Regions from separate parts of the Homo sapiens genome. Here region 1 is linked to region 2. Evidence: read pairs that join two places in POLR2A ChIA-PET (ENCODE). Cell type or tissue: PC-9. All regions are shown on one strand. Links, peaks and the distances in the headings refer to the core of each region. The heading gives the core; the rest is flanking DNA. Region 1 has its middle 670 kb from the start of IGFBP3. Region 2 has its middle 6.1 kb from the start of IGFBP1.

Evidence for each region. Peaks named below come from ENCODE experiments on the same cell type or tissue, not always from the same donor. Only the 100,000 strongest peaks of a DNase experiment are listed, where the experiment ranks them.
Region 1: POLR2A ChIA-PET joins it to region 2 with 10 read pairs; 2 of 35 experiments call an interaction of 5 or more read pairs at or near these places.

Annotation. Positions count from the first base shown.
Region 1 is chr7:46,589,832-46,592,742 of GRCh38, forward strand. No RefSeq gene overlaps it. Among named protein-coding and RNA genes, the nearest start is that of IGFBP3, 670 kb to the left of the region's middle. In PC-9, for the core only: no CTCF peak of the experiment used is centred there; a DNase peak (open chromatin) is centred at 1,560; H3K4me3 peaks cover 411 bases; H3K27ac peaks cover 639 bases.
Region 2 is chr7:45,880,889-45,883,799 of GRCh38, forward strand. It overlaps a transcript of CCDC201 not described here. Among named protein-coding and RNA genes, the nearest start is that of IGFBP1, 6.1 kb to the right of the region's middle. In PC-9, for the core only: no CTCF peak of the experiment used is centred there; a DNase peak (open chromatin) is centred at 1,293; H3K27ac peaks cover 1,632 bases.

The sequences.
Region 1 (2,911 bases), core at 105-2,604, 710 kb after region 2:
CACAAGTTAGTCAATATTACAAACCATACATAATAATATGCTGAATCAATATATAAATGTTAGGGATTAAGCATTCCACAACAAGCAAAGTAACATTTAGCATCAAGAGAAAGAGAGATAGGAGAGAGTGTTAACGAACTAGCCCAGGGGGAAGGAAGAAGACAAAAGGAGTCCTGGTCTGGGCCTGATGGTCCAGCCCCTGGGTCTTGCGAGGAAGAGTCTTTGAGGTGGCACAGCCTTCAGTGACAGATGCCAAGTTCTTATCACAGGTGACAGAGGGACATTTATCAGTTGGGGGGAATGTTTAGAGCTGCTGACAGCTTGTTCTTTTATAGCCAAAGACTCCTCCGGTGAGAACTGATAGTGGAAGAGTACGCTTGTTTGTGTTTTTATCTGGTTGGAGGTAGTAATTTTTTTGTTGTTGTTTATTAAACAAACCATCTTATGCTTGTTGGTAAAGTCAACTGGGAAATATAAAATGGAGTCCTTTTCTAAGATGCAATTACTTTTGTCTAGTGTGCTCTATACACTATTCCAGCCCACTGAGATTTGGGACTTGTTTGTATTTGCAGCAATACTTTACACATTCTGATGAATACAATGATTCACTATTGTATTTTGAAAATAAGGAAGATGTAGTTGAAAATTTGAAAGAAAACAGATTGACTCAAATGTTATTAGAGTTCGGAAAATAAAATAAATTAGTAGAATAAAGAAAAGAAATAAGAAAATGGAATTCTAACATATTGGGGGTATAAATAGGTTGAATTTATCAGAAAAAAAATTGCCTAATATAATATTAAATAAATGGTAATGATGACATGAAAAAGTGTAAACATTAAGGTATAGACAGTTCCAAAAGAACTTAAAAAGAAAAAATGTTCTAAAAAAAGTTCTAAGGATTCAAGATGGCCAAATAGGCACAGGTCTGCAGCTCCCAGCAAGATCCTCGCAGAAGGCAGGTGATTTCTGCATTTCCAACTGAGGTACCTGGTTCATCTCACTCGGACTGGTTGGACAGTGGGTGCAGCCCATGGAGGGCCAGCCAAAGCAGGGCAGGGCATTGCCTCACCCAGGAAATGCAAGGGGTTGGGGAATTTTCTCCCCTACCCAAGGGAAGCCGTGAGGGTCTGAGCCTGAAGAACTCTGGCACAGGTACTGCGCTTGTCCCAGCATATTCGCAACCCACAAACCAGGAGATTCCCTCTGGTGCCTACCCCACCAGGGCCCTGGGTTTCAAGCACAAAACTGGGTGGCTAATTGGGCAGATATCCAACTAGCAGCTGCAGGAGCTCTTTTTTTTTTTTTTCCATACCCCAGTGGTGCCTGGAATGCCAGTGAGACAGAACTGTTCACTTCCCTGGAAAGGGGTGCTGAAGCCAGGGAGCCAAGTGGTCTGGCTTGGTGGCTCCCACTCCCACGGAGCCCAGGAAACTAAGATCCACTGGCTTGAAATTCTCGCTGCCAGCACAGCAACAATCTGAGATCCACCTGGGATATTCGAGCTTGGTGGGGGTAGGGGCATCTGCCATTGCTGAGGCTTGAGTAGGAGGTTTTATGGTCACAGTGTAAACAAAGCCTCTGGGAAGTTTGAACTGGGTGGAGCCCACTGCTGCTCAGCAAGGCTGCTGTGGCCAGACTGCCAGCTTTCTCCTCTCTGGACAGGGCATCCCTGTAAAAAAGGCAGCAGCCCCAGTCAGGGGCTTATAGCAGACTTAAATGTCCCTGCCTGATGGCTCTGAAGAGAGCAGCAGACCTCCCAGCACAGCGTTCAAGCTCTGCTAAGGGTCAGACTGCCTCCTCAAGTGGGTCCCTGATCCCTGTGTAGACTGACTGGGAGACAACTCCCAGTAGAGGCCGACAGACACTTCATATAGGAGAGCTCTGGCTGGCATCCGGCAAGTGCCTCTCTGGGTTGAAGCTTCCAGAGGAAAGAACAGGCAGCAATCTTTGCTGCTCTGCAGCCTCCACTGGAGATACCCTGGCAAACAGGGTCGGGAGTGGACCTCCAGCAAACTCCAGCAGACTGGCAGCAGAGGGGCCTGACTGTTAGAAGGAAAAGAAACAAACAGAAAGCATTAGCACGTCCACTCAAAAACCCCATACAAAGGTCACCAACATCAAAGACCAAAGGTTGATAAATCCACAAAGATGGGGAAAAAGCAGTGCAAAAAGGCTGAAAATTCCAAAAACAAGAACGCTTCTCCTCCTCCAAAGGATTACAACTCCTCACCAGAAAAGGAACAAAACTGGAGAGAGAATGAGTTTGGCGAACTGACAGAAGTAGGCTTCAGAAGGTGGGAAATAACAAACACCTCCGAGGTAAAGGAGCATACTCTAACCCAATGCAAGGAAGCTAAAAACCTTGGAAAAAAGGTTAGTCGAATTGGTGACTAGAATAACCAAGGTAGAAAAGAACGTAAGTGACTTGATGGAGCTGAAAAACACAGTACAAGAATTTCGTGAAGAATACACAAGTATCAATAGCCGAATTAATCAAGTGGAAGAAAGGATATCAGTGATTGAAGATCAACTTAATGAAGTAAAGAAGAAGACAAGATTAGAGAAAAAAGAATAAAAAGAAGCGAACAAAGCCTTCAATAAATATGGGACTATATGAAAAGACCAAATCTACATTTGATTGGTGTACCTGAAAATGACAGGAGAATGGAACCAAGTTGGAAAACACTCTTCAGTATATTATCCAGGAGAACTTCACTAACCTAGCAAGACAGGTCAACACTCAAATTCAGGAAATACAGAGAACACCACAAAGATAATCCTTGAGAAGAGCAACCTCAAGACACATAATCGTCAGATTCACCAAGGTTGAAATGAAGGAAAAAACGTTAAGGGTAGCCAGAGAGAAAGGTCTAGTTACCCACGAAGGGAAGCCCATCAGACTAACGCG
Region 2 (2,911 bases), core at 242-2,741:
AGCCCTGGTGTTTGTGTTGGACTGATGGCCTCACAAGCACATTGAGGTTTCTTGCTGACAGAATCCCCATGGGGGTCATGGCATGAGTTCACGGGGCCAAACTGGTATGGGAATTTTCACCTCACCAAAGTGATGGACACTTCCCACCATCTAGTGAATTCAGGGTTAATCAAACAACACCACATCTAACGTAGTACAGTCGTGACTTTCCTGAAGCCCATGCATGGTCCGGGTAAGTGTCATCTTCTACCAAATCATCTTAGTTTTTATATGGGTGGCGAAGATTCTTGGGGGAATGAGATGCATGTGTCTCCTGGGAGTGAGCAACAGGGAGCTCTGGTGTCCTGGTGGCTCGTCCTCATTTCCCTCCACCACCCAGGCCCTCTCACCACCCAGCTGCAGCAATGATAGCTCTGCCTCTTTGTTTCTTCCCTCAAATGTGTCCATTACCCTAATCTCTCACTTCTTATGGAGTGGTTTTGTGCAAGTGCGGGCCCAGAAGTGCTTTGTGAACCCATGGCCTCAGACTTGAGCATGCAACAGATTCTCCTAGGCGGCTTGCCTAGTAACAGAGTGTGGGATGCGCCCCCAGAGGCCGGAGTCTGGGGTTGGTGTAGGGCCTGGGGATGGGCCTTTCTACTCATCTAGGTAGAAATGCCAATTAGTGAGTGACCGTGGTCTAACCCACCCCCCTTTACCAGAGGTGAGAAATTAGGAGGGGTCTGTCACCTGAGCAGCCTTGATGCGGGGAGAGCATAACAGAATGAAGACGAAGAGCACCTGCCCTATGTTTGGCACTTGATACCTGCCCTCTTTCACCCAACCCACTGCACCCTGAATGCAAATGCTTCGGGATGGCCTCGCTTCCATCGCCAACACTGAGATTCAGACCCTGGTCTTCTGACAGGGTCCCTTGGGCTTTGGCCTGGACACATCTGTGCTCCTCCTGTGTTTAGAAACTGGGTTTTGTTGACGTGACAAGAGCTAGGTGACTTTTCCACTTTGATTAGTGGGGAGTGTGGGCGAGAGCTATTTTTTCAAACTTTCCCATCAGTTTGCCAAGCAGTGTCCTTCATCAGCTTGGGAGATAAGGGCAGCACGTCGGGCCTTTGCACAGATTTACATCATCCCCTGTGTTGATCATGGAACATAAGCAAAACATCACTTTGTTTTTTTTCCCCGTGTTAAAAACAACTTCCTTTCTGAGGTGTCCCTGGATTGCAGCATTTCTTCCCTTTGAAAGTTTGACTTTGCCCTTGACTCTTGTATTGTTTTTCAGAGCATGGATTGCCCAATTTTCAGCTGCTGGTGAGTAAGCAGCACACTGCACGAAGGCAGGATTGGGAAGAGCAGATGATGGAAGCACCCGTGTGACTGCACCACCCCAGAGGTCCCAGCCTCTGCCGTTGGCAGGAACGAGCCACCGTGCTGCTCAGGATGACAATAGCTCCTGTTCATGCAGTGCTTTCTTGTACCAGGCAATCCATCATCCCCATCTTACAGGTGAAAAAACTGAGGCCAGGGGCTTTATGCAACATGCTAGGACATAGAAATCTAAGGCACAAAAACAAACGGTCTTGCTCCAGAGCTGTTCTGCTGTTGATACTTCCCAGCTTTCATGACCTCCCCTTCAAGGGCTAACACAATTGTCAGAGTTGAGTTGTTGAGTGCAACGGTCAACATTTGTTCTTGCGGTTCCCACAAGAAAAAGACAGATGTGTTCTGAAGTGCCATCAAATTGCTGGCAGAGGCCGTGTGTGGCCCTATTCATAGGCACCCCCTGGAGTGACACAATGGGACTGCTATGATTATGTGTCCCTCACCTTTTCTGAATCACTGATAGTGGTTTCCTTTTCTTTGCAGCACAGAGAATTTGCAATGCGGCAGGAGGTCTCCTGGTCCCCGGTTTAATACCCTTTTTTGCTCAGTTGATTGAATACAAATTCCATGTCTAGCACTGAAAGCTTTCCACACTTACCCCAAACAACTGTTCATCCCTGCCTCCCAAAATATGCTCCCAGTTGCCCCTGCACATACAGACATTTTTGGCCCTAGCCTACATAAAATGCCTGTATGGTATGGCAGGAAGGGTAAAGGCTTTGATTCGGGTGAAGAAGGGGCTTCATCTCCAGCTGGTGGTGATGAGACCTACTGGCAACTTTGGCATGTGTGGCTTGGCATGAGGTATGCCCAGTATAGTAAACGTTTATGAAACACTAGCTCCCCCACCCCTCCCTGCTCTTGGTGCTCTGATTCCAGGTGTCCTGTGAAATTGGATTCATAGTTCTTTATCAAATGGGCATGGGGCACCTATTGGTGCCTGTGTGGTGCTGGACAGAAGGACATCTATGTGCTTGTCCCCTGTTCACTAAACCAGGTGAGACACACACACACCCCAACACACACACACACACAGAAGTACGTAGATAGGCATTTATTTTAGCTCTTCAGCATGAGTATAACCCAATGTGAGATCAAGCATCAGGATTGCACAGGGGGGCACTGAAATCAGGCTGTGCAGAGGTGAGGACATTTATGGTGGGTCCCCAGGGATGGAGAAGGGGTCATAGGAGGAAGGAACAGTGCCATGAAGATATAACTGAGGCCAGAATGGTCCTCAACCTTTGGGTGGTCAAAGGCCCATTAGAGTCGATGACGACTCCCAAAGACCACACGGAAGCACACAGTTGTGCAGTTGGCTCCAGGGAGTCCGAGGGGCCTTGAGCTACGGCATGGACCTCGTCTATGGCTCTCTGACTTTTCTTATCTGTCTCTAACTCTTCCTCTCACCAGTTTTGGTCACTATGTGGGCCATCCCATCTGAAGCATCATTCCATACTCCCCTTCCTGATGTTCTTTTCTTTCTTTCATGCATTAATCACAAGCTGCAGTGCATTTGTTAAAGTATTTG